Regions from separate parts of the Homo sapiens genome. Here region 1 is linked to region 2. A link is an interaction called in ENCODE POLR2A ChIA-PET data of the cell type or tissue named here. Cell type or tissue: GM12878. All regions are shown on one strand. Each heading gives the region's core, and the rest is flanking DNA. Links, peaks and the distances in the headings are about the cores only. Region 1 has its middle 130 kb from the start of POC5. Region 2 overlaps POLK (DNA polymerase kappa).

Region 1 (15,880 bases), core at 3,065-11,064, 280 kb before region 2:
CGGTGGCTCACGTCTGTAATCCCAGCACTCTGGGAGGCCAAGGAGGATGGATCATGAAGTCAGGAGATCGAGACCATCCTGGCTAAGACGGTGAAACCCTGTCTCTACTAAAAATACAAAATAAAAATAAAAATAAATTAGCCTGGCGTGGCGCCATGCGCCTGTAGTCCCAGCTGCTGGGGAGGCTGAGGCAGCGGAGGCAGCAGAATGGCGTGAACCCGGGAGGGGGAGCTTGCAGTGAGCCGAGATCGCGCCACTGCACTCCAGCCTGGGTGACAGAGCAAGACTCCGTCTCAGAAAAAAAAAAAAGATCCAATGTTTCCACCCAGAAGTTGCCACAGCATACTGCTCACTTATGAAAGACTTTTCTTTCTTGTAATCACTTTGTAAAGGCTTACCTACATCGGACACTCTTCAAAAATCCCATGGGTACATATGAATTGTATGTTGTCTGGGTTTTTCATGGTGTTACCATGGGCGAAAAAGCCATCCACATCTTTTCACATCCTAGCCTGAAGTAGAACTGCCTACACCGGCTATTTCCTAAAGTGGTCTTATGAAAAGAATATGGTCTTTTGGATTCAGACATACATAAACTCAAAAATTGAACTCTGTATTTACTAGCAGAACATAGTTCAGCTATGCACATAGCAGAACTGTACTTACTAGCAGAACACTTCTGCTAGTGGCTAATATTGAAAATATCATCTAGCTGAGGAAAATCTTTTAAGAGATTCCACTAAAAAAGAATGAGCTACTGTTAGATGATAATTTCTGCTGACTTTTGCTGGGTCATCCCGTGTAGCTGAAGCTGGAGCCAATGACTCCATCAAAACTGAATACCAAATTGTGTGCCATCCTGGGATTTAACGATTAAATTCTGACAAGTGTTAGATGTGGAGTCCTATTTAGGGAAAAGGAGTTAGGCTGGTGGGAGTAGGGGAGAGCAAAAAGAGAAAGCAGATAAGCTATGAGTCTGCCTTTCTTCATGATACAGGACACGTAGCCCTCCTGTGCAAATAACTCAGAATCTTCCTATGCCCGACTTATCAACAGCCCCTCGGCTGATAGAAAAATCCAAGTTAGCTCACTGCAACACTGGCATTATTAGTACAAAGCCCTCTGCAGCACACAGCACAGCACCATTCTATAAAATCCCCAGCAAGCCTTTGTCTCCTTGCAGTCAGCTCCTTTCTTGCTGACCTGTTTGTTGCACCCTTACAATGTATTTTCATACTTTCTCTAATAAATCTGCCTTTCCTAACCTAAAATTGTCTCGGTAAATTCTTTTTATACATATATATGCTTTTTTTTTTATTATACTTTAAGTTCTAGGGTACATGTCCACAACGTGCAGTTTTGTTACATATGTACCCACACCACCAACCTAGATAGTCACTACCTACCTATGACATTAGGTAGTCATAGTAACAAATTGGTCATTTTGTTCTTAAAAATGAAAAGCAATAGTCCACTCACAAATCTAATTTCATGTTGTTGATTAGAAAAAAATAAGAAGCTAGAGTTTCAAAGCTTAAAATCCTAATAAAAACATAAGTATTTTGTGATTTTTTTGCAAATATATAACAAATTGATAGAAAATTAACTTGCCTCAGAAGTGAAAAACATGATCACACCAATCACGGGAACGGTGTGTGTATACATTTTAATTCAGGGCACCTGTGATTTAGTAAATCATTCTGCACAGAAAGAAGTACTTAATAGTCATTTGTTGGTCTAACATCTAATTTTTATCTGCTAAATCTGCTTATGAACAGCTTGATGAGAGTGTCATAATATGAGGGAAGATTATTTTATATGTAGGACATTCCTTATATACCTAAAACTATGAAATCAAATGAAGATTTTCAAGGAAAACAGAATTAAACAGCATCATTTACCATATCAAAGATATTAAATCTCTTCAAAAATTAGAAATACAAAATTCTTACTTCAGAAAACCATTAGCCATCATTCTAAGCAGTTATGATAAAAATAATAAAAACTATAAACATGAGATTTTAAAGGTTTCTTATTTTAAAAAAAAGAAAAGAAAAGGAAGAAAAGAGGAAAGGCATACTATGTCCTAAACCCAATATCGTTTGAGAGTTTGCTCTTATTCCAAGGTCAAGTCTGTTACTCATTTTATAAATGAGCCAGGTCTAAGGGTTAATTGCATTCTAAAAACCTACAGTGATCTTGAAATTTCAAATTCAAATCTTTTAACACTTTCTTCATCTTTACAAGCTCTCAAAGAATCATAAAGCATTAATACTGACCTTGTGATGTAGTTAAATTCTATTTACATTTTTAATAGAGAAAAATTCAGTTTGCATAAGATAGATGATAGAAAGATTGATCAAAAAGCTCAGGTAAGATTGAAAAATCTAGGCCAAGTATTTTATACACATTCAGAAATACACACTAACATACACACGGGTACTTCCCCACAAATGTATACCACACTGTTGGAAAACACAAATGGTGGTCTATACAGTGGTCTTTTTTTAAATATAAAGGTATTGCTTTATAGCACAGGATTTTTTGTGTATACAGACCATAGATTTCTGTTCCTTTTCTATTGTAAGTAGGTGTATATGTAATTGAGTTCTGTTTATCTCACTCTGATCAAAACCTACTTTCCTGAAGCTTAGCATTTGTAACCACCTGCTCTTCCATTCACTCCACTAAGTTTTATCCTTCCATTTGAGACTTATCTCACATGCAGAACCTGCTTTAATACTCCCAGCTGTCTTCCTAGAGTTCCACCCCAACTTACTCACTCAACAACTATTTATTGGGAACTTACTATGTGCCAGACACTATGAAAACAGAAGTGAATAAGATAAAGTTCTACCCACTCAGAGACTTCTTTCATGCATACGGGGAGATAGAAGGGGCTGGTGGGGGTGGGGATGAGGGAAGAGCACTGGAGGTCAAGGATATGATACACTGTCATTACATTCTAGGCACTACGTGCCGAATATTTAATGTATATTATCTCAAAACCTCAAAACAACCATATGGAGTTGAATATTATCATATTTCTGCAGATAAGGAAAGTCAGATTCAGCAGATTGAAGAATTTGCCCCAAATCACAAAACTGGTAATTGACAGAGTAGGGATTCAAACCACAGCTGCTTGTGTCCAGGTAGCCTATTCTTGATCCTATCACCAGACTGTCCCATATAGGATATATGTTCCAATACACTCAGACTTACCACCTCCTCTGTCCCTTCCCATACACACCCCCCAACCCCTCCTATCTTGAGACACAACCAGGCTGACCCACACAGGTATGAACTAAACAGTGCAAACATGTTCAATTGTTTTATTCATATAACCCAAAGTTGTTTCTGTGGATTTTCTAATGGCAGACAACTTAAAACAAGAACTTTTGAGATTTCTCAGTCCAGCAGTGATTCTCCTCGCAACCAATTCTGACTTGTTATCAAGTCACTTACCAGGTTAAATTTTAGTGAGCTGAATGTTCTGTCTTCCTTCATCCTTCTCCCCAGGGCAGTTTCTGAGTCCTAAGGAAGCCTTTGGGAGCACTGTGGCCTTGGTAGAATATATGTAACTACTCTAAGGCTCTAAGGCCCTGTCTCTGCTAGTGTCTACTGCTGATATAACTCCCCTGCCCTCTTGGTTCAAGTGGTATACAATGTGACCTTGAGCAGGGCTCAGAGCTCTTGACAACAGGCTCTTCTTTGCCTTCTGGTGCTGCCAGTCCTCTGGATTCAGTTCCACACTCCATCTGGACCATGGCTGGAAGTGCATGCAGCATTCTTTCAGTGAAGACCTTCTCACACCAATAGGTGACTTCCTGGGAGGCGTTCCAGCTCCTACTCTTAGACAACTTCTGTGTCCCCATACTGGATCCCTAGGAAAAACTGGATTCCAGATCCATGGGAAAAGTTGAGGAGAGGGTGTTGTCTCTGGTTTACTTTTTTTCATAAATACCATCTCCCATTTTGCTAAGCTGGCATGGAGCTGGGCTTTTCTCTCCATCTTGCTGTTGTTCTAGATCGTACCTGGGACTTTCCTCTTTAGGATCCTGAGACTTAAGGAAGATTTTATAGGGTGGAGACAGGTGCATAGGTGGAGTTCAGAGAGTGCAATCATTACACTACTTCTCATTTCCTTTTTTCCTTTCTCTAAAATCTCCTCTCCTCTAGCTTGGAGGTCATTTACTAATTCTGGGGGTTGGGAACAGAAATACAAACCTTTCATTTCCTCAAATCTATTTCTGGTCTCTTCTATCTTACATCCACCTCAAACTTAGAATCAAAGAGGAAGTCAACTTTGTTATCAGCTGTGAACTATTCCTACATCAACAGAACTTTCAGCCAAATGAGAAAATGTGGGCAGCTATACAAGTTGGACTTGAAATGGCAAAGCAATTAATGATTTGAAACACCAACAGTAGATATTCCACTGAAGTCTACCTTTTAACCCTTTCCCCCTGCAAGTCAGTGTACATGGGTGGACACAACCATAAAAAGTGAAGTTATGGGCAAGCTGTCCTCATGCGGTTCACATTTTCTTAAGAGCAATATAGATGCTTGATTAACAGAAAGAGGTGAAATCAGAGACAGAAGCCAAGAGAACATTCATATGATGCAAATTTTGATATACAGGTTTAAACAAACTCCAGACTGGTGGTGTTTGAAAGCATTTAGAATTATTCAGAGAGAAACTGGGGATTTTCATGATTTTTTGCAAGTTTCTATCTTCAACTCTAAAAAAGCAATAAGAACAGAGATACAGAAAAACAGTAGGGAATACGACAATGTACAGATAATCATTTGGAAGTCTCACTTTGTTCAAAGAGAAATAATGATCATAACAAAGGTGGCTTACCTTAACAGAATTTAAAAGGCAAATAATTTGAAATAAAAAGCACAGGGACATTTAATGTGTTGAGTTGCTTAAGAAGTGGTTCAATGCAAATTTGTTGAATCAGTGTTTCCCTGGCAGAGAGGCAATTACATTTAAGAAAGTTTTAAAAGGTGGTTACTAAGCAACTACACTCAGCCTACACACATTGTTCATAATCTCTGGTAAATTATAGAAAATGACAGCCTGCCATTAGAGAACAGAGACATACAAAATTAAAGCATTATTATTCTATGTTCCTCCTACAGGAGAAAGATCCATTATATCTTTGGTACGGTTATTAGGTTAAATAACTACAATAGGTATTAAATGTTAGTGTGTTATGGTATAAAAGAGGAAAAACCCAGATGTTTTTCAAAGAATGACCCTTGTAAGTAGGTACAACCTTCCCCTGACTTGACTTCACATTGTATCCTCTCTGTCATAGCAAGAGCAGCTCAAAACACTACTTTATTGGCAGAATTTTAAGTGAGTCTTTGGTAAAGGAAAAAAAAAAGAAGAAGAAGAGAAGGAAGGAATGAAGGAAGAAAGGAAGGAAGGAAGGAAGCAGCAAGCGAGCCCTGTAAGACAAATATACATATCAGTATTATTCACAGCCCAGAATTCTCTCTTCTAATAAAATAATGATATCTTTGGCATCAACACCTTTTTGATAGTGGTACTTTAATGACTGCCTACTATTTCTTTAGAAGAGAAAATCAGTATATAGCAGTAGATAAAATCAAAATGTCCCATTTAAGACATCGGGAAAATAGCTAGTTTCTTTCTGTTTTTCTTCCTTTCTTCCTTCTTTTTTTTTTTTCTCTTGAGTCAGGTCTCACTCTGTCACCCAGGCTGGAGTGCAGTGCTGCAATCACAGCTCACTACAGTCTCAACCTCCTGTGCTCAAGCAACCCTTCTGCCTGCGCCTCCCAAAGTGGTAGGATTATGAGCATAAGCCACCATGCTCGGCCCTAGTTTCTTGGGTAACAAATATTTCTATTAAAAGAGTATGCCACTATACATGCCTGTAGTCCCAGCTACTCAAGAGGTCAACGCTGGATAATTGCTTGAACCCGGGAGGCAGAGGTTGCAGTGAGCCAAGATCGCGCCACTGCACTCCACCTGGGCGACGGAGTGCGACTCTGTCACACACACACACACACACACACACACACACACAAAAGTATGCCACTAAATTTAGTAATCATGTGGCTAATGTCTACCAGATAAGGGTTCTCAAATTTCAGGGAAAAGCTATTGGCCAAATGTATTTTGAAATTTTATTCATTCTCTTATTTATGAAAATAATCCCTACAGTTGGATAAAACCATATATCTACTGTTATCCATTTCCATTTCAATGTGCATTATAAAACAATACATCTTTGGAAATAGTGAAGTAGTTTCTCTTCTTGCTCCCACTTCCTATACCTCTTCCCAGACTGTAATAAAGTGCAGAGGCAGTAATAAGCACACAGTGGCTCTTTCTTACTACTCAGCAGCAACTGCTTCACATAGTTATTTCTCTTTCTCTCTAATGTGGCTCTCACCATGTCAGTAAAAATTCTGAGGACTGAAGAAACCTGCTGCCTAGCCCCGCTCATTTCAGTATGTCCTACTGCCATGTAGGACATTGTTATTGACTGTGACCTAGAAAAATGGGTAAGAAAAGTAAGATCAGTGTCAAAAACAACAAATGAATGGGAACTGAATAGGAACTGTCAGAAAGAGTTGGGCATTCTAGAGGCTCCCTGCCTTGTCATGATCTCTCTCCAGGACTATATGAATTTTCTTTTATTGCATTTCTCCTTTTCTCTTCATTGTATTTCTACTCCGTAGATGTTTTGCTTTCTCATAGTTCCTGACTCTTTATAACCTGGACTTACCATGGCCTTGTCTATACTTCATGGTATTTTTTCATCTCTACCCACCACTTCTAACTAAAGTGTTCCTTTGTATTCCTTAGTTCAAATTTTTGAAAAGAGAAAATAATTAACCCAGTTCATCTTTTTGAGCCAGACCATGTTATAGATCACTGCCTAGCCTACGGGATGTGTGACAGTTTTTAAAAGGTACACAAAAATCTTTGACACTTCTCCCATCCAGAGACAGGGTTCATGTCTCCTCCCCTGGAATCTGGACTTTGTGAATACAATAGAAGTGGCAGTGTGCAGATTTCCAGGATTAGGCCTTAAGACACCAGCAGCTTGCTCTTGGAATCCGACCACCGGCTATGAAGAAGCCCAGGCCACACAAAGAGGCCAGGTAGGGGCTGTGGCTGACTGTTCCAGCGGAGGTCCCAGAAAACAGCCAGCATCAACCACCGGACATGTGTGAGTAAAGCTATCTGCAGAGGACAACAGTCCCCAGTCGATCACTCCCAGCCTTTGAGTCTTTCCAGCTGATGCATCAGATATCATGGAGCAGCGACAAGCCATGCTTATTGTGCCTGTCTGAATTCTTGATATACAGCATGTGTGGGCATAATAAAATGCATGCTTTATACCCTAAGTTCTGGGATAGTTTGTTATATAGCAGTAGACAATTGGAAAATATTTTGGTACCATAAGTCAATTACCTATAGCTGCGTCACAAAACTACACACTTCAGTGGTTTAAAACAATGATCTTTTTTTTTTTTTTTTTCCTGTTTCTGGGAGTCAAGGATTTGAGAAGCATTCAGCCAGGTAGTTCTGGTTCAGAGTCTGCCACATAGCTGTAGTCAAAGGCTGGAGCTGGAAGACTATAACTGCTGAAAGAGCTGGGGGCTGGCTAGGCACCTCTCTTTCCTCTGAGGTTTCAAGGGTTCTCGGCTCTCTGCAGGGTCTCTCCATGTACACTACTTTGGGCTTCATCCCAGGATGATGGCCTCAGATGACAGAAATTCTTACATGGTGGCCCAAGGTTCCAACGTGACTGTTCCAGTGAGCCAAGCAAAAGATGCATTGCCTTTTTTGACCTAGCCTTGTAAGTCACGTGGCATCACTTCCACCATACTCTTAGCAGTCAGCTGCTCACTAAACTCAGCTCAGATTCAAGGAGTTGGAGGAGATATATCCACCTTTCAAAGAGAGGAGTGTCAAAGAAATTTGTCAAAGTTTAGTTCTGGGCCAAAGCTCATACCTATTCTAATCAACTATGCCCAAGGCTGGTGGGATCATAGGTGCACCTGTGGCCTCTCTTCTGTTAGGGACTGGAAGCAGGGATAGCTCCCTTAGAAGGAACTACATTGGCCAGTTCAGAGCACTACATCCCTTGCCTGCCCAGAACCCAGGGTCCTTCTTCCTCTTCTTTATGTCCTACACACATCTGCATCCTGTTGACCCCATCTATTGAACATCTCTTAAACTCTCCACTGGCAGTTAATAGATGATTTTTATAGAAAATTTGGAGAACACAAAAAACTACAAGGAGAAAAAAATACCCTTCCTCCCACATACACAGTTCCAGAGCTGCCCACTCCCAACATGGCCTGTCTGACATTTACAACTATAAATATGCTCGTCATCTGCTAATAGAAAGACTTTCCAAAGTCATGACCAGTTATAGCGCCAGGAAAAATGTCAAGGACCACTTCAAAAGCTGCTTGCCTATCTCGGAGTCCAGAGTTTTCTGTGGTGTCTAGCCTATTTCTTTGTTCTCCTTTTTCCGTGCTCCCATTCAGAGCTACTTCTTACCATTTTATGGGCTCAAAATGACCACTGGTAAACATCAAAGCACCCTGAATACTACAAATGAAAAGTAAAGAATATTTATAATAACTATTTTTATTGGCATACAAAGGGAACATAAAATCTATCTTTTCATCCTGAAACTCAAGATTTACATATGTGTGATCAAGCAGTATTTACAAATTTGTAGTCTGCATTTTTCCCTTGTATTATAATTTTTGTTGTCATTATAATCTTTAAAATCATGAAAAGAAAATGTAAAGTGAAATATCTAATAGCTAAAGCAATATGTTCATTTTTCCTCATCACTTTACTATTAATAAAAAAATTATTTTTTAAGTTGAATTACCCAAATAAATTAACCCAATTATAACTTTACTAATCACTTCTTTTATTTCATTTTTCTCAATTAAAATAGAATTATTAATTAAAATAAATTTATGGGTAAGCTTGCTGGACTCAGTATAATTGTTTTTTCCTTGTTACCTTCTAAAATCCCACTAAAATAAAAGGAAAAGGAATTTAAAACTATAAATCCACAAAAAAGAGAAATAATGACAGCATATGAGAGATGTCAACAAAATCTAGAAACTGAAAAGCAATAAATGAGAAGTGGCCTCATAGACCAAAGAGAGATGAAGCTTGAGTCTATAATAGGATATCTAATAAGAAGTAAGCTAATTATACGCCAAACAGTTAAGAAGTTACAGAACCTTGAGAATTCTCAAGAATTGAATAAACTAGATATCACTGAGTCCAACAGTTTAAGCTGGTCTGAAAGCAAAAGGACTGTGACAATCTTTATAAGGAATAGATAGGACACCACTGAACTCCACCAGCCCATTCAGTCAGAGCATGAAGAACAACAGGTGCCTGAATACAGATGAATCTGGAGAGCATGATGCTAAATCAGGCACAGAATGACAAATACCACATGATTTCACTTATAGGAATCTAAAAAGTTGAGCTCATAGAAGCAGAGTAGAGCAGTAGTTACGAGGGGCTGGGAGTGTGGAGAGATAAGGGTTTAGAGAGATGTTGTTCAAAGAATATAAAATTTCAGTTAGGAAGAATGAGTTCAAGAGCTCTACTGTACAACATTGTGACTATAATAAATAACAATATATTGTATACTTGATTACTAATTTTAAGCAGATTTCAAGTGTTCTCATTGCACACAAAAATGCATATGAGAAATGCACATGTCAATTATCTAAATTTAGCCATTCCACAATGTACATGTATTTCAAAACACACTGTATACATAAATATATATCTTTATTTGTTAATTAAAAATTAATAATAATAATAATATTATATTGGTAGGCCTAGTCAGTATAAATATAAGAAAAATAAATTTAAGGCATTAGACTAGGAGCAAAAATCAGTGAGATAATAAAGCATTACCTTCATAAAAACAGAAGTCAATTAAAAAAGGGACATTTCGAGAAAAGAAGTTTTTAAAATTAAAGTACGGATATATACTTTTTAAATGAAATCCCACAATTAGAAGATAAAGTTAAGGAAATCTAGAAAGTAAAAGCAAAAAAGACAAAGAGATGGAAAATAGTGGTAGGAAAAAAAGAAAGTTAGAGGAAGTTCAGCATCCAGTTTAATTATTAAGAGTTCCAGGAAAAGAAAACAGAAGAAATGGGCAAGAGAATATCTTCAAAAAATAGCACGCACGTAAAAACATCCCAGACCTGAAGGACATGAGCGCCAGTTTGAAAAGGTCCACACAGTACACAGCAAAATGAATAAAAATGACTCTCACCAAGGCACATTATGGTAATACTTCAGCACGCAGGGGAGAAAGAAAAGACCTAAAATTTTCAGATAGAAGAAAATGGTTCGCATCAGTGTATCATTAGACATCTCAAAGTTACATTGTGTAGCATACTATAAGAACCATCATTCTCAGCAAAAAAACCAAACACCGCATGTTCTCACTCATAGGTGGGAATTGAACAATGAGAACACATGGACACAGGAAGGGGAACATCACAGACCAGGGCCTGTTATGGGGTCGGGGGAGGGGGAAGGGATAGCATTAGGAGATATACCTAATGTTAAATGACGAGTTACTAGGTGCAGCACACCAACATGGCACATGTATACACACGTAACAAACCACATTGTACACATGTACCCTAAAACTTAAAGTATAATAAAAAAAAATGGTGCTGGGAAAACTGGCTAGCCATATGTAGAAAGCTGAAACTGGATCCCTTCCTTACACCTTACACAAAAATTAATTCAAGATGGATTAAAGACTTACATGTTAGACCTAAAACCATAAAAACCCTAGAAGAAAACCTAGGCAATACCATTCAGGACATAGGCATGGGCAAGGACTTCATGTCTAAAACACCAAAAGCAATGGCAACAAAAGACAAAATTGACAAATGGGATCTAATTAAACTAAAGAGCTTCTGCACAGCAAAAGAAACTACCATCAGAGTGAACAAGCAACCTTCAGAATGGGAGAAAATTTTCGCAACCTACTCATCTGACAAAGGGCTAATATCCAGAATCTACAATGAACTCAAACAAATTTACAAGAAAAAAACAAACAACCCCATCAAAAAGTGGGCGAAGGACATGAACAGACACTTCTCAAAAGAAGACATTTATGCAGCCAAAAAACACATGCAAAAATGCTCATCATCACTGGCCGTCTGAGAAATGCAAATCAAAACCACAATGAGATACCATCTCACACAAGTTAGAATGGCGATCATTAAAAAGTCAGGAAACAACAGGTGCTGGAGAGGATGTGGAGAAATAGGAAGACTTTTACACTGTTGGTGGGACTGTAAACTAGTTCAACCATTGTGTAAGTCAGTGTGGCGATTCCTCAGGGATCTAGAACTAGAAATACCATTTGACCCAGCCATCCCATTACTGGGTATACACCCAAAGGACTATAAATCATGCTGCTATAAAGACACATGCACACGTATGTTTATTGTGGCATTATTCACAATAGCAAAGACTTGGAACCAACCCAAATGTCCAACAACGATAGACTGGATTAAGAAAATGTGGCACATATACACCATGGAATACTATGCAGCCATAAAAAACGAAGAGTTCATGTCCTTTGTAGGGACATGGATGAAACTGGAAACCATCATTCTCAGCAAACTATCACAAGGACAAAAAACCAAACACCAATTGTTCTCTCATAGGTGGGAACTGAACAATGAGAACACATGGACACAGGAAGGGGAACATCACACTCCAGGGACTGTTGTGGGTTGGGGAGGGGGAGGGATAGCATTAGGAGATATACCTATATACCTAATGCTAAATGACGAGTTAATGGGTGCAGCACACCAACATGGCACATGTATACATATGTAACAAACCTGCACATTGTGCACATGTACCCTAAAACTTAAAGTATAATAATAAAATAAAATTAAATTAAAAATTAAAAAAAGAGACATATTGTTGCTATAAGTTTAATGATGGCCAAAAGTCCCTCTCAAATATCTCACAGGGTCTACACTATGTGTTCACTTAGCAGTATGGTGAAACCTGGCCTAAGATTTCCAACCATGGCCTGGGAATTACTGGGTCTGTATGACAATGAGACCTAAAAATGCTGGTTGCCCTAGGGACAAGACCACTCAACATAGATGCAACCTTAAAACAATGCTTACCCTCACAAGAATGCTAATACTTCCTTTATGAAAGAAACACCTGGCAACTGACCTGGACTGAATAGTATGAAAAAGGAGAAAGAATCCCCCAAACTCTGAGAATGGTCCCCAGATGGAGACTCTCCCAGTCATCTGACTCCTGACTCTATCTGGCCCATGCCACCAGCCTGCTCCCGCTATCTGTCTTGTAAGAGCACTTCTGGAATAAACTGTCCAAACATCAGACAATGTCTAAGACTCGTCTTTGGAAGCTAGAAGAGACTGATGTCTTCAAAATATTGAGGGAAAAATATTTTCAACCTGAAATTCTGTGCCCAACCAAACTACCCATCATGAATAATAAATAAAGTTACTATAAATTATGCTCTATCAAAATCAAGAATAAGATAGGGGATAGAGGAAACAGGACATTCAAATAGGTGACAGGCAAAAAGAATTCCTGGATGGTGCTAAAGTGAAGACCCAGCATAATAGCTGAGGGCTCAGCCTTCAGAGCAATCAGTTCTGCCTAGAGAATAGAGAGCATCAGAGGCAAAGTCACCAGGGGAAAAAATTAATTGATAGATTACCTGATGTGTTTGATTGTTTTGATAAGTAATTCATTGATCTGTTGGAGTATTTAGGGATTAAAAATTGGTGACAGGTACATAGAAAATCAAGCAATTTTAAACTTCAGAGTAAAAAAAAATTGTCTTTAAAAAATTGGAATGTGTATTTAGTAAAATTCAGTACCCTTTAAGGATGAAAAAAAAAATCACTCAACAAAACAGGAATAGAAGAAAACTACCTCAACACAATAAAGGCCACATAGGAAAAGTCCACAGCTATCATAGTCAAGGTGAAAGACTGAAAGCTTTCCTGCAAGATCAGGAAATAGACAAGAATGCTCACTTTCAACACTTCTATTCAACATAGTACTAGAAGTCTTAGCCAGAACAATTAGTCAAGAAAAAGAAATAAAAGGCATCCAAAAAGAAGAATTAAAATTACCTCTATTCATAAACAACAGAATCTTGTATGTAGAAAATCTTAAGGATTCCACAAAAAAACCTGTTAGAAATAATAAACAAATTCAACAAAATTACAGGATTCAAAATCAAAACACGAAAAAAATTAGCTATATTTCTACACACTAATAATGAATAATCTGAAAAGGAAATTAAGAAAATAATTCCATTTATGATAGAATCAAAAAGAATAAAATATTCAGAATAAGCAAGCCAAAAGACTTGCACCCTGAAAATTACAAAATATCACTGAAAGATATTAAGGCAGACACAAATAAATGGAAAGATATCCTGTGTTTATGTACTGGAAGACTTAATATAGTAAGATGTCAATACTCTACAAAGCGATCTACAGATTCAATGCAATTCCTATCAAAATCCCAATGATTTTTTTTGCAGAAATAGAAAATCCCAGCAAAGGAATTGAATAGATATTTCTCCAAATAAGATATACAAATGGCCAATAAGCATATGAAAAGATGCTCAATGTCATTAATAATTTTGGAAGTGAAAATAAATCAAAGTCACAATGAGGTATTGCCTCCCACCCATTAGAATGGCTGCTATTGAAAAAAAAAAAAAAGAAAATAGATATTGGTGAGGATGTGGAGACATTTGAACTCTTGTGAACTTTTGGTGGTAAAATGATACAGCTGCTGTGAAAAACAGTATGATGGTTCCTCAAAAAATTAAAAACAGAAATACCATATAAATCAGAAATTCTACTTCTGGATATTTAGTGAAAAGATTTGCACCTAGGATCTCAGAGATATTTATACACCCATGTTCATAACAGCATTATTCACAATAACCAAAAAGTAAAAGCAACCCAAACATCCACTGATGGATGAATGGATAAACAAAATATGGTAGGTAATACAATGAAATATTATTAAGCCTTAGAGAGGAAGGAAATTCTGACACATGCTACAACATGGATGAATCTTGAGGACATTAATTAAGTAAAATAAGCCAGTCACAAAAAGGTAAAAATCATGACTCAACTTGTATGAGATATCTCTAGGGAAGTCAAACTCAAAAAAAAAAATAGAAAGTAGAATGGTGGTTCCCAGGGGCTCGGGGGAGGGGAAAACAGGAAGTCGTTTAATAGGTATGAAAAAATTCTGGAGATTGGTTGGACAACAAACTGAATATACTTAACCTACTGAAGCGTACACTTAAAAATGATTAAGATGGTAAGTTTTATATTATGTGCATTTTACCACATTAAAGCAACTTCTATTTTGAGACACGGTCTCACTCTGTCATCCAGGCTGAAGTACAAGTGGCATGATCACAGCTCACTGCGGCCTTATCCTCCCAGGCTCACGCGATTCTCCCACACCAACCTTTCAAGTAGCTGGGACCACAGGCATATGTCACCATGCCTGGCTAATTTTTTTTTATTATTATTTTTTGTAGAAACAGGATCTCACTATGTTGCCCAGGCTGGTCTCAAACTTTTGGGCACAAGCAGTCCTCCTGCCTTGGCCTCCCAAAATACTGGGATTACAGGCATAAGCCACTGCACCTAGCTAAGACAACATTTTAATATACTATATTACATGATTCAGCTATGGACAACATCTACATACACACTTATAATAATTTAGCACTCATTATTTTTAGACAAAAATTTGCAACATAAATATTTGCAAGATAGAGGAAGTTTAGAGTTAGGTAAGAGAGGAGTAGTGGAAGAGAACCAAATTTTCTAAGTCAGGAAGTCAATAATAGATAATGTCTAAAACTGGAAAATCAATGTGGGGAAACATAAACACATTATTCAGAAATAGAGGATAAACACCTGTGCTAGTCTTTGTGTGACTGGCCTCAGCTCTATGTTTTATCCTTTTCCTGCTCTCTTCTAATAAGAGTGTTATCTGTTGTCTGCATGCTATATTCTCCAAGTTGCCATGTCTATTGGAGATAGCTAGTTTGACTAACGGGAAAAACTGTCCGGAAACTGAATGTGAAGAGGAAAAGACAGGATATTTTCCTCCTTCATTCTATGCCTCAGGTGACATATTAAGTAATGTCTGTGTTTCTTCCATGGCTCCAGCTTCTGACAGACAAGCTTCTATGGTTCTAGATTCTGCAAGATTAACCTAGCTACTGGGCTTACCAGTATCTCTTCTTTTTTTCCCTCCAGCCTAATCTATCTAATGTTGCTAGTCTCTGAGTTGCTCACCAACCCCTGTTTGGCTTCTCAGCTTTTCCACGACTAATGCCTGCATAAAAGCTTATTGCAAGAGTTTTGTTTCTGCCTAGTATTTAGCTGGGAAGGTATCATTCCTGCCCCAAGTACAAGAAAAATGTATGAACTACAGAATCAGAATATTTCTTAATCTCATTAGAGAGCTGATATAAAGAGCAACCAAATAGACTGAAAGCCAAGGAAAGACAGGAGCCTCCAAGATGATACAAGCATTGGCTTAATTGTGGCAGAGTATTGGGGGAAGAGACACTGAGCATCATCAAAGTGGGTAAAATGAATTCACTTAAAAAGTTTAAGTTGCTAGGCCTCACTTGGGCTAGTGGGACATCATAGAGCCCCTGGGAGTTTCAGACATGAGGGAAGTTTATGTCCACTTGCAGTTCTTCTCCACATACCTTCAATGGGGGTGTGTGGAGAAGAACTACAAGTGGACATG
Region 2 (15,880 bases), core at 3,478-11,477:
AACCCTATCTCTGCAAAAAAATTTTAAAATTAGGTGGGTGTGGTGATGCATGCCTGTCAATCTAGCTACTCAGGAGGCTGAGGCCAGAGGATTGCTTAACTCAAGAGTTTAAGGTTATAGTGAGGTATGATCGAGTCACGGCACTCCAGCCTGGGCTATGGGGTGAGACCCTGTGTCAAAAAAAACGGGAGGGCTTTTTCTTAAATTTTCTAACCAAGTCATGAATATTTATGTATCCATAGGCAGTGATGAATTTGTTCTACAGTTCATTTACACAGAAGAACTCATTTGTTATCTGCATATAAACTAGCTAGATCCGGCTCAAATTTGAAGAGTTCTCTGACTTACATAAATAACCAGACTAAAATAACTAAAAACACTTTGGTTTTCACTGGCATACTGCCAGAAGTTTTGCTGAGTTAAAGTACGACTTTAAAAAATACCTTTTCTTACTAAACTTTTGTAGGATTTTTAAAACTTCTTAAAAGGCTATATTTATGATTAGTATTTTATCTCTTTTTAATTAGGAATACAATGAAAGAGATAAGCAGTAACCAAATGTAAGTGTGCTCCCCTCTCCTCCACCACCTTTTCAGAGGTATGCAAAAAGCACTTGCTGTCACAGACTGCCTTGGACAGAAAAAAAACAAACAAACCTGTGTTTAAACTTGGAATAGTGTCACTTCTAGGGAAAATGAGGTGGAATACAAATAAGAGGGGTGAATTTAAAGACCCCTGGTATAACTAAAGAGTAATAAGTATTAGGTCACAGTTTTTTTAAGTGTTTCCATTCAGGCAGCAGTCTTAAACACATTTTACTATAGCAGTCTAAAAGTATTTGATGTAGTAGTCTAAAATTTTAATTCAAAAATTAAATTCCAGCACTGCATGATAGACCAGTTGTCATAAAAAATAGAAAAAATGGCGGTTTTCACATATGACAGTTTGGCAATTTTAGTAAATAATCAAATCTACTTCAAAGATCCTTTTTGAAGCAATGGATTACTCCCTTTTCAATTATCAGTCTCTTAGACAGCAAATGATTATGGGGCAAGTAAAGTAGGCTAATCAAAATACATGAATTTTGTCACTGTTTAACAACATTAATAAGTAATTATTCAGACAATAGGTTGAAATTAATGATGAGTAGATTCTGTAAGTTATAAATAAAATGTGGTTCTAGAAAAAATGTATATTGTACATTAAGAAAAAATAGCTAAATTTAATTTTATATTATCATTAAGGCAGTTCAAAGTTTGAGGAAATGGGAAGTTTTCTAAGCAAATGAAAACTGCATGGAAAGGCAAAGAATTGGGAAAAAGAATGATGTATTCTGGATGCTATATGCAGCTCAGTATTCAATATACAAGCTGAAGAAGTGATAGGAGGCTCAACTGAAAGGATAAGCTAAGACCAAATCCTACGTGCTAAGGCACTTGGACTTGAGATTCTGTAGGTGACAGGAACTCAGTGAAAGCCTAAAGTAGGGGTGAGACATTAACTTACCTCTTTACTCACAGCTCGGTATTTGTCAAAGTTGGGGGGCACTATTATAAGTTGTGGGCACAGCCTCTTAGCAATAAATCCTGGCATGGCTGCACGAACACCAAATCTCCTTGCATGGTAATTTGAAGTAGACTGAAAGAAAATTGACCACATGGAAAAAAATACACAAACCTAAATGGACATATTGATCAATGCATTCATAAGAAACACATTAATATGTGCATTTTCAATTCAAGGACATTTCATTTATAGGCCAGTTTTTTGTTTTTGTTTTTGTTGTTTTCCAAAAATAGAATGTATTAAGCATTGTTTTTTATTAATGACTCAAGGTCATCATTCTATCATATATTTTTTTAATTATACTTTAAGTTTTAAGGTACATGTGCACAACGTGCAAGTTAGTTACATATGTATACATGTGCCATGTTGGTGTGCTGCACCCATTAACTCGTCATTTAATATTAGGTATATCTCCTAATGCTATCCCTCCCCCTTCCCCCCACCACACAACAATCCCCAGAGTGTGATATTCCCCTTCCTGTGTCCACGTGTTCTCGTTGTTCAATTCTCATCTATGAGTGAGAACATGTGGTGTTTGGTTTTTTGTCCTTGCAATAGTTTGCTGAGAACGATGGTTTCCAGCTTCATCCATGTCCCTAAAAAGGACATGAACTCATCATTTTTTATGGCTGCATAGTATTCCATGGTGTATATGTGCCACATTTTCTTAATCCAGTCTATCATTGTTGGACATTTGGGTTGGTTCCAAGTCTTTGCTATTGTGAATAGTGCCGCAATAAACATATGTGTGCATGTGTCTTTACAGCAGCATGATTTATAATCCTTTGGGTATATACCCAGTAATGGGATGGCTGGGTCAAATGGTGTTTCTAGTTCTAGATCCCTGAGGAATCGCCACACTAACTTCCACAATGGTTGAACTAGTTTACAGTCCTACCAACAGTGTAAAAGTGTTCCTATTTCTCCACATCCTCTCCAGCACCTGTTGTTTCCTGACTTTTTAATGATCGCCATTCTAACTGGTGTGAGATGGTATCTCATTGTGGTTTTGATTTGCATTTCTCTGATTATAGGCCACTGTTTTAATCCAAGTTTTGACTTATTCTGTCACGGTATTTTGATACCATGACCCTCTCCCATTACTATCCCTATATTTATAATGTGATACCAGGTATAAGCAAGACTGTGCTAATAAAAAGATTTTCTTATATTTCTACCAACTAAACTTCATTGGTTTTAAGGCATACTTATTATAGAATGAATATCAAAATTTGGATGATAGTGAGTTATGTTACATGAAAGTAATAGTATGGTAAGTTGTATAGAATAGTCATAAAATAATAGTATAGTACAATTAGTATAGATGTTACATTATATAAAGTAATAGTATAGTATAATAGTAAACTTTTCGAATTTGGTCTATTTGGGATTTTGGAAACTTTTCATCTAGAACAAAAATAAAAGGTCTATGTGGTCAGCCAAATTAAGTCTCCAAAATGAAGTGATTAAAGCTTAAAATAAGTTTAGAAATTAAGGTTTTTCTTAAGGCTTAATTATCTTTTTTGCTGAAAACATTTTGACTAGGAGATGGAACTACAAAAGTATGAGAGTAAAAAGGAGAATATTGCTTATTAAATCCTGTTGGTGATGATATCTGATGAAAGTCTATGTGAACGTGGTAGACCACAGTACTATTTATAAAACAAATTTTATCACAAATTAAATCCTTATTTAGAATCTCAAGTGAAATTTCAAAGAAATGCAAAACAGAAACAAATGAAGGGATTATTTCAGAATAATATGAATTTTCGTCTAATGATTTTCAAATGGCACTTAAAACATCTTGATAGTACTCAGAACTATACTAATCCTTGGTCAGTGTTCTGGAACAGAAAATGTGGATAGCACTAGAAACAAAACCAATGGTTTAGTAAATAAGTTTAATATAATTGACATAAAAGCTAGATCTATAGCAGAGGACAAACAAACTTTTAAATAAGAATTTCTCTAACTTTTAGATTTGTGGTATATTGTAGATCACAGCCACAATACTTTACAAGTTACTCTTATCAAAAGTGGGTTCTAGTTCCTCATGCCACGTGACTTGCCTTGATAAAAATAATGTGAAGGAAGTGACACTGAGTTCTGAAACCTAGGCTTTTGCTTTTTGTAATCCAGCAACCATTGTAAATATTTTGGGGTAGATTACTAAATGTTGAAGCAACAATGGAGAGGAGAAAGTTCTGAAGCTGGAATCCATTCCAATCTCCTCAGTCGAAGTGCCAGACCTATGAATGAAGCCACCTTGGATTTTTTAGCCTCAGTTAAATTGCCCTAGCCAACTCCAGGTAGAGCAAGGTTGAGCCATCGCCATCGCACTCTGCTCAAATTACAGAATCATGAGCAAATAAATTTTGGCTGTCCACTAAATACTGGGGGAGGCTGTTATGCAGCAATAGGTAACTGCTGTAGGATCTCAGTTGCAACTCTCAGTGCCAAGTTAGAACATTTCAAAAATCCATCAAATTCGCCAAAAAAGAATTTTATCAGTGGGAATAATCAAACAATCACTCCCATTAATTTGTAGATATACTTTCATATGTTTAATAGGACAAAAAGTTATGCTTAGTAGAAGGGAAAACTATTTGTTCAACATACAAAAGGGGTAATCTTTGTTTAAATATAACAATAATTTTGAATTTAGAAACAATAACTGATTTTTAGGAGGACAGAAATTGTAGGAAAGAAAATATTTTGTAGATTTCAAAAGCAGTTGGTTTAGCTTTAACATGGCTACAGCAAGTTTGTATGTATACACATACATAAACATACATAAATTTATGGTGTTATATCTTAATAAAATTAAATATATTTTTTGAAATATTTATTGATGATTTGTAGGAAAGGGGAGTTTCCTTTCAAAAAACAGTGTTTTGGAATCAGACTTATCAGCTGCCTGCATACTCACAGAGGCAGAGATAAAAAAACAAACAGATTATAGTTTTATAATAAAATAATCACTCAGTAAGAATTAGTTTTGTAGCTATCTAAGGCATGGGAAGGAGTTAGGAACAGGGAAGAACTCTTCTTGTTTTTCTAATACTTTTTAAATATTATCTCATCTATTTTAGTTGCTACTTTTAATTTCCAACACACTTTCAGCCACACATAGCTATCCTGGTTCTTCTAAGGTTAGAGTGGTAAAAAGGAAGAGCAACTCAGTAATCAGAAAAGCAAAAGTTCTAAGTCATGGGAAAAACAATTTAACTGCATTCTAAATGTACTCTATTAACGAAGTATGTTATTCCAGAACTAGGGTTGGCAAACCTTTTCTTTTCTGTGGAAGTCCAGATAGTAATCATTTTAGGCTTTGCAGATCACTTAATTATTGAACTCTGCTCTTTTAGTGCAACAATAGTAATAAATAAATGGGTGTGACTTTGTTCCAATAAAAAGCTGGATTTGGCCTGCAGATCAGTTTGAAAATCTCTATTAATACTTTAGAATAACATTTCCTTTTCTTTCTTCTTCAACTCTCTTTAACTAGAACGGTTACTTATGGAAAAATTTAATTTGCCATGGAAATTATTAGGTTTGTAACTTTGGGCAAGTTATTAAACATCTCTCTGAGTTTTCTTTTTTGCCAAATGGAAATAAAAACTAGTACCTTAAAGCAGCAGTTCCTAACCTTTTTGGCACCAGAGACTGGTTTCGTGGAAGACAATTTTTCCACGGACTGGTGGGGTGATAGTTTTGAGATGATTCAAGCACGTCACATTTATTGTGCACTTTATTCCTATTATAATTACATTGTAATATATAATGAAATAATTACACAACTCACCATAATGTAGAATCAATGGGAGCCCTAAGCTTGTTTTCCTGCAATTAGAGAATCCCATCTGGGGGTGATGGGAGACAGTGATAGATCATCAGGCATTTGATTCTCATAATGAGTATGTAACCTGGATCCCTCACATGTGCAGTTCACAATAGAGTTTGCACTCCTATGAGAATCTAATGCCACAACTGATCTGACAGAGCTCGGGCATACTGCAAGTGATGGGAAGTGGTTGTAAATACAGACGAAGCTTCGTTTGCTTGCCTGACGCTCACCTCCTGTTGTGAGGCCCAGTTCCTAACAGACCATGGACCAATACCAATCTGTGAACTGGGGGTTGGGGTCCCCTGCCTTAAAGTATGTTGAAAGGATTCAGTAATTGAGTCATATATAAGGCACCCAGAAAAATACTCAGCAAACTGGTAGACCTCAATAAAGAATTCCCCCTTCATGAAACAGTAAAGCTTACTTGAGTACGTTATAAAATTTCCTTTTTGTATTTGATCTTTACTTACCAGCATACTCATTGATCCTACAGCAATGGGTTTATCCTTCAATTCTGGATTGTCCCTCATTTCTACAGCTGCATAGAAAGCATCCATGTCAATGTGCACTATGGTATTGCTCAAATTTCGGCTTTGTTCTAATTCCATTGCAAATCTGTCAACCTTAATTTTTTAAAAAAGTTAACATACTTTTAGACAACATAATATTGAAACACCATTAACCACAACATTAATCTTAATTTATTAAGTGTCTATCAGTCTCTGTCCACACACCCATTCATCCATCCATCCATCCATTCATCCATCCACCCATCCACTTACTTATGGGTGTGTATTTTGTTGTTCATGGGTGTTTATGGGTTTATATTTTATTATTGTTTATAAGTGTTTATCTATGTATATTGTATTGTTTTTTAAATTAAAATTGGTAATTGCTTTTATTTTCATAGAGACAGCCTATCCTCAAATATAATTCCCTACTAACCCTTTCATCTCTCCATACCCTTAGGCACATAACAGGAACTTAATATTTAATGAATGAATGATCTAATCCAACTGCTTTTATCAAATGATTCTACTGCTTTATAAATTTGGAGTCCAACTCACTATAACTAAAAGCTTCAATGTAAGTAAAATAAACAACTGACATTTGATTCATAATAATAATGTCTTAAAAAAGCAACAAAGGAAATATACAACAAAATATAGTACCTCTTTGGCATATGATGTTTATGCTGAACAGGAAGGTACAACTGAAGATACTGTAGCATAATGTAAATGTTCCTCTGTAGAATTGCTTTTATAATGTTAAAATTTGATGTTAATCTATACAAGTAAAATTTAAAACCCAAGCTGTAATTTATTCTTCATGAACTTTAATATATATGTCAAATACAATAGTGAAGATTCTTAATCTTTAAAGAATTTTAGTTTCTTCAGAGAAAACTAACAACTTAGTTTTACAACGAGAAAGAAATGAAAGGGGGTAGAAATAAACAAAGGAAGCAAGTAAGAAAAGTGATTTTGCAGCAGACATACTCATTTCTAACTTCCATTTTTGTGGCCGGCCTCCACTATCAAGGCAAGAAAGGCTAAATACTCACTTTCCCAGCTTACCCTGCAGCTGGAGGTGGCTGTGTAATAGTTGTGATCTATGCAACATAGGGAAGTTACCAAGACCATTAAAGTAAAAATCATAAGAAAGCTATTAAATAAGCTGGAAAATATACAGAACATAGAACAGTACCTGGTACATGGCACAAGTTCAATAAATACATCTATTACTAAAAGGATCAATGGATAGCTGCATAATAAAACATTAAAAACTGAGAGAAAAACAGCCAGCAATGAGCAAGTGGGGTCATCTATGGAACGTGGAGTTCCCTCTAGCAAGTTTTCTCAAAGGTGGAGAGCTATAGGTGTATATGTGGCTTTTTCCCTCATGTTGTACTCCAGCTTTGCCTCCACTCTGCAGAATTTTTTTTATGTCCTTCCTTCTTAGTCTTACTGTGACACTAGCTGCCCACTAGTCGCAGGTTAAAACTATAACTCCTCTTTTAGAAGCAATCACCCTGACTCATGTTTGTCTACAGGAGGTACAGTGAAATCTGTAGGAGGCTTCCCCTTGTTTAGGCTACAGCTCACTGAATGACCTGGGTTGCTCTATGCCTTCCTCAGGCTGTTCCTCTGTCTAGAGTGCCTTTCCAAGCTCTGTCACAAGCCTTCAAGGATCAGCTGAAATATCTCTTCGTATCTTAATGGAATGTCTGTCCTCTGTGCCACAGAATTTAATGTTCCTTGCTTTCCTGCTCTTGCATGGCACTTACTGTATTAGATACTAAATTGTCAGTTCCTTCAGGAGAAAGACCTTATCTGATTTCAAATTATTTTCTCACAAGAGAGACGGGGAGGGGAGACTAGAAGGAGAAAAATAATGAATTTATAGCAGTATATTAAAGTTGGTTTAAAAAGTGAAAGGAGTACTAGTAGAAAAATCTTGAAGAAGGCTAACTTCTTACAGTAAAATCCCATACCTAATAAATGGAACCTTTCAATATTACCAAAATTTAACATGCTAATTAAAACCTACTTCTTTTAGTACCTCAATTCTGAACCAGAGAATAGCACCATGACCACATATAAACAAATTATGGAGATTAACAAAAACAAATGTAAACTAAAAACTACTCTATTTTAATCCAGAAAATATACCTAAGAAATAACAGTCAAATGAGAATAAGAAAGTGGCATCTGAAATACTTGGACATGGAATCATCTAGAAAAGAAAAAGATAATAAATAGAAAGCAAGTCAAATGGGAAAAAATTCTCCTCAGACTCATATATTAATGCTATAATAATGTCTTCAGCAAGCTATTCTCTTTTTTTGTGCTTAAAGCAAGTGTAGTTGCCAAAAGGAAACCTCTCCACTGCATGACTCATACATTCCACTTTCCTTTACTATCTCTCATTAGTCACCCTTGTCTGAACTCTTTTCTTTCTACATCAACCAGATGCATGCCACTACTGCTTTTAAAAGTTTCTTCAACTGAAATCCCCATTCATATTGTCCTTTCTTCCATTTTCCAATGACTTTCAAGTTCTGATCTGAGTCTCCAACATGCACGTTGTTCCTTTTGCTACTGCTCAAAACTGGTGTGTGTCACACTCGTTAAGAATAACGGCTTCGGGGATTCCCGGGTAAGATGGCTGCAGCTCCCAGTGAGACCAAGGCAGAAGGCAGGTGATTTCTGCATTTCCAACTGAGGTACCCGGCTCACCTCACTGGGACTGATTAGAAAGTGGGTGCAGGCCACGAAAGGCTAGGAGAAGCAGGGTGGGGTGTCACCTCACCTGGGAAGCACAAGGGGTCTGGGAACTCCCTCCCCTAGCCAAGGGAAGCCGTGAGGGACTGTGCCGTTGGTGAGGGATGGTGCTATCCAGCCTAGATATTACGCTTTTCCCACTGTCTTCACAACCTGGAGACCAGGAGATTTCACGGGGTGCCTACACAACCAGGGCCCTGGGTTTCAAGCACAAAACTGGGCGGCCATTTGGGCAGACACTGAGCTAGCTGCAGGAGTTTTTTTTCATACCCCAGTGGTGCCTGAACGCCAGAGAGACAGAACCGTTCATTCCCTGGGAAACGGGGCTGAAGCCAGGGAGCTGAGTGGTCTGGCTCAGCGGATCCCACGCCCACGGAGCCCAGCAAGCTAAGATCCACTGGCTTGAAATTCTCGCTGCTGGCAGAGCAGTCTGAAGTTGACCTGGGACACTCCAGCTTGGTGAAGGGAGGTGCGTCATCCATTACTGAGGCCTGAGTAGGTGGTTTTCCCCTCACAGTGTAAACAAACCCAGTGGGAAGTTCGAACTGGGTGGAACCCACCACAGCTTGGCAAGGCCACTGTAGCCAGACTGCCTTCCTAGATTCCTCCTCTCTGGGCAGGGCATCTCTGAAAGAAAGGCCACAACCCCAGTCAGGGGCTTATTGATAAAACTCCCATCTCCCTAGGACAGAGCACCAGGGGAAAGGGGCAGTTGTGGGCACAGCTTCAGCAGACTTAAACATTCCTGCCTGCTGGCTCTGAAGAGAGCAGCGGATCGCCCAGCACAGCGCTCAAGCTCTGCTAAGGAACAGACTGCCTCCTCAAGTGGGTGCCTGACCCCAATGCCTCCTGATGGCAGGGGTTGACAGACACCTCATACAGGAGAGCTCCAGCTGGCATCTGATGGTGCCCCTCTGGGATGAAGCTTCCAGAGGAAGGAACAGGCAGCAATCTTTGCTGTTCTGCAGCCTCCACTGGTGATACCCAGGCAAACAGGGTCTGGAGTAGACCTCCAGCAAACTCCAGCAGAACTTCAGAAGAGGGTCCTGCTAGAAGGAAAAATAACAAACAGAAAGCAACAGCATCAACATCAACAAAGAGGATAACCACGCAAAAACGCCATTCAAAGGTTACCAAAATCAAACACTAAAGGTAGATAAATCCACAAAGATGAGGAAAAAACAGTGCAAAAAGGCTGAAAATTCCAAATAACAGAACACCTCTGTTCCTCCAAAGAATCCCAACTTCATGCCAGCAAGGGAACAAAACTGGATGGAGAATGAGTTTGACAAATTGACAGAAGTAGGCTTCAGAAGGTGGGTAATAACAAAGTCCTCCGAGCTAAAGGAGCATATTCTAACCCAACACAAGGAAGCTAAGAACCTTGATAAAAGGTTACAGGAACTGCTAACTAGAATAACCAGTTTAGAGAAGAACATAAATGACCTGATGGAGCTGAAAAACACAGCACAAGAACTTCGGGAAGCATACACAAGTATCAATAGCTGAATTGATCAAGCGGAAGAAAGGATATCAGAGACTGAAGATCAACTTAATGAAATAAAACATGAAGACAAGGTTAGAGAAAAAAGAATAAAAGGAACAAACAAAGCCTCTTAGAAATATGGGACTATGTGAAAAGACCAAACCTACATTTGATTGGTGAAACTAAAACTGACAAGAAGAATGGAACCAAGTTGGAAAACACTCTTCAGGATATTATCCAGGAGAACTTCCCCAACCTAGCAAGAAACGCCAACACTCAAATTCAGGAAATACAAAGAAAAACACAAGATACTCCTCGAGAAGAGCAACCCCAAGACACATAATCATCAGATTCACCAAGGTTGAAATGAAGGAAAAAATGTTAAGGGCAGCCAGAGAGAAAGGTCAGGTTACAAAGGGAAGTCCATCAGAATAACGGCAGATCTCTCTGCAGAAACCCTACAAGCCAGAACAGAGTGGGGGCCAACATTCAACATTCTTAAAGAATTTTCAACCCAGAATTTCATATCCAGCTAAATTAAGCTTCATAAGTGAAGGAGAAATAAAATCCTTTACAGACAAGCAAATGCTGAGGAATTCTGTCACCACCAGGCCTGCCTTACAAGAGCTCCTGAAGGAAGCACTGAATATGGAAAGGAAAAACCGGTACCAGGCACTGCAAAAGCATACCAAAATGTAAAGACCACTGACACTTGAAGAACCTGTATCAACTAATGGGCAAAATAACCAGCTAGCATCATTATGACAGGATCAAAATAAATGCCCCAATTAAAAGACACAGACTGGCAAATTGGATAAAGAGTCAAGACCCATCAGTGTGCTCTATTCAGGAGACCCATCCCATGTGCAAAGACACACAACGGCTCAAAATAAAGACATGGAGGAAGATTTACCAAACAAAAAAGAAAGGAAAGAAAGAAAAGAAAGAAAGAAAGAAAGAAGAAAAAAAAGCAGGGGTTGCAATCCCAGTCTCCGATAAAACAGATTTTAAACCAACAAAGATGAAAAGAGACAAAGAAGGGCATTACATAATGGTAAAGGGATCAATGTAACAAGAAGAGCTAACTATCCTAAACATATATGCACCCAATGCAGTAGCACCCAGATTCATAAAGCAAGTTCTTAGAGACCTACAAAGAGACTTAGACTCCCACACAATAACAGTGGGAGACTTTAACACCCCACTGTCAACATTAGACAGATCAACGAGACAGAAAATTAACATGGATATTCAGGACTTGAACTCAGCTCTGGACCAAGCAGACCTAATAGACATCTACAGAACTTTCCACCCCAAATCAACAGGATATACATTCTTCTCAGCAACACATCGCAATTATTCTAAAATTGACCACATAATTGGAAGTAAAACACTCCTCAGCAAATGCAAAAGAACAGAAATCATAACAGTCTCTCAGACCACAGCGCAATCAAATTAGAACTCAGGATTAAGAAACTCACTCAAAATTGCACAACTACGTGGAAACTGAACAACCTGCTCATGAATGACTCCTGGATAAATATGAAATTAAGGCAGAAATAAGTAAGTTCTTTGAAATCAATAAGAGAACAAAGACACAATGTACCAGAATCTCTGGGACACAGCTAAAGCAGTGTTTAGAGGTAAATTTATAGCACTAAATGCCCATAGGAGAAAGCAGGAACGATCTAAAATCAACACCCTAACATCACAATTAAAATAATTAGAAAAGCAAGAGCAAACAAATTCAACAGCTAGCAGAAGACAAGAAATAACTGAGATCAGAGCAAAACTGAAGGAGATAGAGACACGAAAATCCCTTAAAAAAATCAATGAGTTCAGGAGCTGGTTTTTTTGAAAAGATTAACAAAATAAGCAGACTGCTAGCCAGACTACCAACCAAAAAAAAGTCCAGGACCAGACAGATTCACAGCCAGATACAGTGGCTCACGTCTGTAATCCCAGCACTTTGGGAGGCTGAAGCGGGCAGATCACCTGCGGTTGGGAGTTCAAGACCAGCCTGACCAACATGGAGAAACCCCACCTCTACTAAAAACACAACAATTCACAGCTGAATTCTACCAGAGGTACAAAGAGGAGCTGGTACCATTCCTTCTAAAACTATTCCAAACAACAGAAAAAGAGGGACTCCCCGCTAACTCATTTTATGAGGCCAGCATCATCCTGATACCAAAACCTGAGAGAGACACAACAACAACAAAAAAATTTCAGGCCAATATCCCTGATGAACATCAATGCGAAAATCCTCAATAAAATACTGGCAAACCAAATCCAGCAGTACATTAAAAAGCTTATCCAACGCAATCAAGTCAGCTTCATCCCTGGGATGTAAGGCTGGTTCAACATATGCAATTCAATAAACGTAATCCATCACATAAACAGAACCAATGACAAAAACTACATGATTATCTCAATGGATGCAGAAAAGACCTTGGATAAAATTCAACACCCCTTCATGCTAAAAACTCTCAATAAACTAGGTATTGATGGAACGTATCTCAAAATAATAAGAGCTATTTATTACAAACCCACAGCCAATATCATACTGAATGGACAAAAGCTGGAAGCATTCCCTTTGAAAACCAGCACTAGACAAGGATGTCCTCTCTCACCACTCCTATTCAACATAGTATTGGAAGTTCTGGTCAGGGCAATCAGGCAAGAGAAAGAAATAAAGGGTATTCAATTAGGAAGAGAGGGAGTCAAATTACCTCTGTTTGCAGGTGACATGATTGTATATTTAGAAAACCCCATTGTCTCAGCCCAAAAACTCCTTAAGCTGATAAGCAACTTCAGCAATGTCTCAGGATACCAAATCAATATGCAAAAATCACAAACTTTCCTATACACCAATAGACAAACAGAGAGCCAAATCATGAGTGAACTCTCACTCACAATTGCTACAAAGAGAATAAATAAAATACCTAGGAATACAAATTACAAGGGATGTGAAGGACCTCTTCAAGGAGAGCTACAAACCACTGCTCATGCAAATAAAGGAGGACACAAACAAATGGAAAAACATTCCATACTCATGGATGGGAAGAATCAATATGGTAAAAATGGCCATACTGCCCAAAGTAATTTATAGATTCAATGCTATTCCCATCAAGGTACCACTGACTTTCTTTACAGAATTAGAAAAAACTACTTTAAATTTCATATAGAACCAAAAAAAGAGCTTGTATAGCCAAGACAATCCTAAGCAAAAAGAACAAAGCTGGAGGCATCATGCTACCTGGCTTCAAACTATACCACAAGGCTATAGTAGCCAAAACAGCATGGTACTGGTAACAAAGCAGATATATAGACCAATAGAATAGAACAGAGGCCTCAGAAATAACACCACATATCTACAACCATCTGATCTTTGACAAACCTGACAAAAACAAGCAATGGGGAAAGGATTCCCTATTTAATAAATGGTGTTGGGAAAACTTGCTAGCCATATTCAGAAAACTGAAACTGGACCCCTTCCTTACACCTTATACAACAATTAACTCAAGATGGATTAAAGACTTAAATATAAGACCTAAAACCATAAAAACCCTAGAGGAAAACCTAGGCAATACCATTCAGGACACAGGCATGGGCAAAGACTTCATGACTAAAACACTGAAAGCAATTGCAACAAAAGCCAAAATTGACAAATGGGATCTAATTAAACTAAAGAGCTTCTGCACAGCAGAATAAACTATCAGCAGAGTGAACAGGCAACCTACTGAATGGGAGAGAATTTTTGCTATCTATCCATCTGACAAACAGCTAATATCCAGAATCTACAAGGAACTTACACAAATCTACAAGAAAAAACCAAACAACCCCATCAAAAAGCAGGCAAAGGATATGAAGAGACACTTCAAAAGAAGACCTTTATGCAGCCAACAAACAAAAAAGCACATCATCAATGGTCATTAGAGAAACGCAAATCAAAACCACAATGAGATACCATCTCACACCAGTTAGAATGGCAATCATTAAAAAGTCAGGAAACAACAGATGCTGGAGAGGATGTGGAGAAATAGGAATGCTTTTACACTGTTGGTGGGAGTGTAAATTAGTTCAACCATTGTGGAAGACAGTGTGGCGATTCCTCAAGGATCTAGAACCAGAAATACCATTTGACCCAGCAATCCCATTACCAGTTATATACCCAAAAGATTATAAATCATTCTACTATAAAGACACATGTACATGTATGTTTACTGCAGCACTATTCACAATATCAGACTTGGAACCAACCCAAATGCCCATCAATGATAGACTGGATAAAGAAAATGTGGCACATATACATCATGGAATACTACGCAGCCATAAAAAATGAATTCATGTCCTTTGCAGGGACATGGATGAAGCTGGAAACCATCATTCTCAGCAAACTAACACAGAAACAGAAAACCAAACACTGCATGTTCTCACTCATAAATGGGAGTTGAACAATGAGACCATATGGGCACAGGGAGGGGAATATCACACACTGGGGCCTGTTGAGGGGTGGTGGGCAAGGGAAGGGATAGCATTAGTAGAAATACCTAATGTAGATGATGGGTTGATAGGTGCAGCAGACCACCGTGGCACATGTATACCTATGTAACAAACCTGCACATTCTGCACATGTATCCCAGAACTTAAAGTATAATAAAAAAACAAATTTTTTTAAAGAAACAAAAAATAGAATAACGGCTTTGGTTCGGGTCCTAGCACTGCAACTCATTAGTTACAGGACAGGGAGCAATTTAACCCCTTTCATGCTTACTTTCCTTATTTGTAAAGTGGTACTAAACCAACCTCAATAGGTTATTGAAAGAATTAAAAGAGACACCCATGTAATGCACCTATCTAGGGATACAATAAGGGCTTAATTATCTATAATTATAAAGTAGAAGTTACATTTATTGGGTATATGTGTCATATAATATGCTAAGTGCTTCCTATGTTAACTCATTTACTGGTCATAATTCTGAGATCATAATTATTGTTCCCATTTTATAGATGAAACTAAAGCTCAGTAAGAGTAAGTAATTTGCCCTAAGTCATAGAGCTAGTAAATGTTAGCACTAAACACTGAAACCAGGTTACTCTGAAGTCTGTTTTTGATTATGTTATGATGCTTCCCTATAATAGATTTTTTAAAGTCTGTAATGTTGAAATACACTCAAATCAAACTGTAATGGTATATTTTCCATCCATATTATGTCTTATTTTCTTTATAAATATCCCATTTCTATTACATTGAGGAGACTATTTCAGAAATAATGTGTTTTTTTGGTTTTGTTTTCTTAAATTAGTATTTCCCCAAGACTGTTGAATAAATTTGAGTTAATAAAATCAATTGTTGGCCAGCCCTAGTGGCTCATGCCTTTAACCCCTTTGGGAGGCTTAAGTGGAAGGGTAGCTTGAGGCCAGGAGTTTGAGACTGGCCTGGGCAATATAGTGAGATCCTGTCTCTACGAAAAATTTTAAAAATTAACTGAGTGTGAAAGTGTACACCTATAGTCCCCCCACTACTTGGGAGGCTGAGGCGGGAGGACTGTTTGAGCCCAGTAGTTGGAGGTTGTAGTGAGCCATGATGGTACCACCACTGCACTCCAGCCTGGGTGACAGAGAGAGACCCTGTCTCTAAAAAAAAAAAAAAAAAAAAAAAAAAACAAAACAAAACAAAAAAACAAACCCCAA

What was found. Peaks named below come from ENCODE experiments on the same cell type or tissue, not always from the same donor. Only the 100,000 strongest peaks of a DNase experiment are listed, where the experiment ranks them.
Region 1: POLR2A ChIA-PET joins it to region 2 with 6 read pairs; 3 of 35 experiments call an interaction of 5 or more read pairs at or near these places.

The regions. Positions count from the first base shown.
Region 1 is chr5:75,836,074-75,851,953 of GRCh38, reverse strand. It overlaps a transcript of SV2C not described here. Among named protein-coding and RNA genes, the nearest start is that of POC5, 130 kb to the right of the region's middle. RefSeq lists enhancers at 4,340-4,389, 4,440-4,519, 4,540-4,589. In GM12878, for the core only: no CTCF peak of the experiment used is centred there; DNase peaks (open chromatin) are centred at 3,427, 3,763, 4,273 and 4,928; H3K4me3 peaks cover 428 bases; H3K27ac peaks cover 2,580 bases.
Region 2 is chr5:75,559,496-75,575,375 of GRCh38, reverse strand. It overlaps POLK (DNA polymerase kappa), which reads right to left. Exons shown (of 15, transcript NM_016218.6): 4 at 5,884-6,036; 5 at 1,507-1,638. Among named protein-coding and RNA genes, the nearest start is that of ANKDD1B, 44 kb to the left of the region's middle. RefSeq lists enhancers at 8,323-8,402, 8,423-8,642, 8,597-9,796. In GM12878, for the core only: no CTCF peak of the experiment used is centred there; DNase peaks (open chromatin) are centred at 6,981, 7,465, 8,475 and 9,165; H3K4me3 peaks cover 1,648 bases; H3K27ac peaks cover 3,517 bases.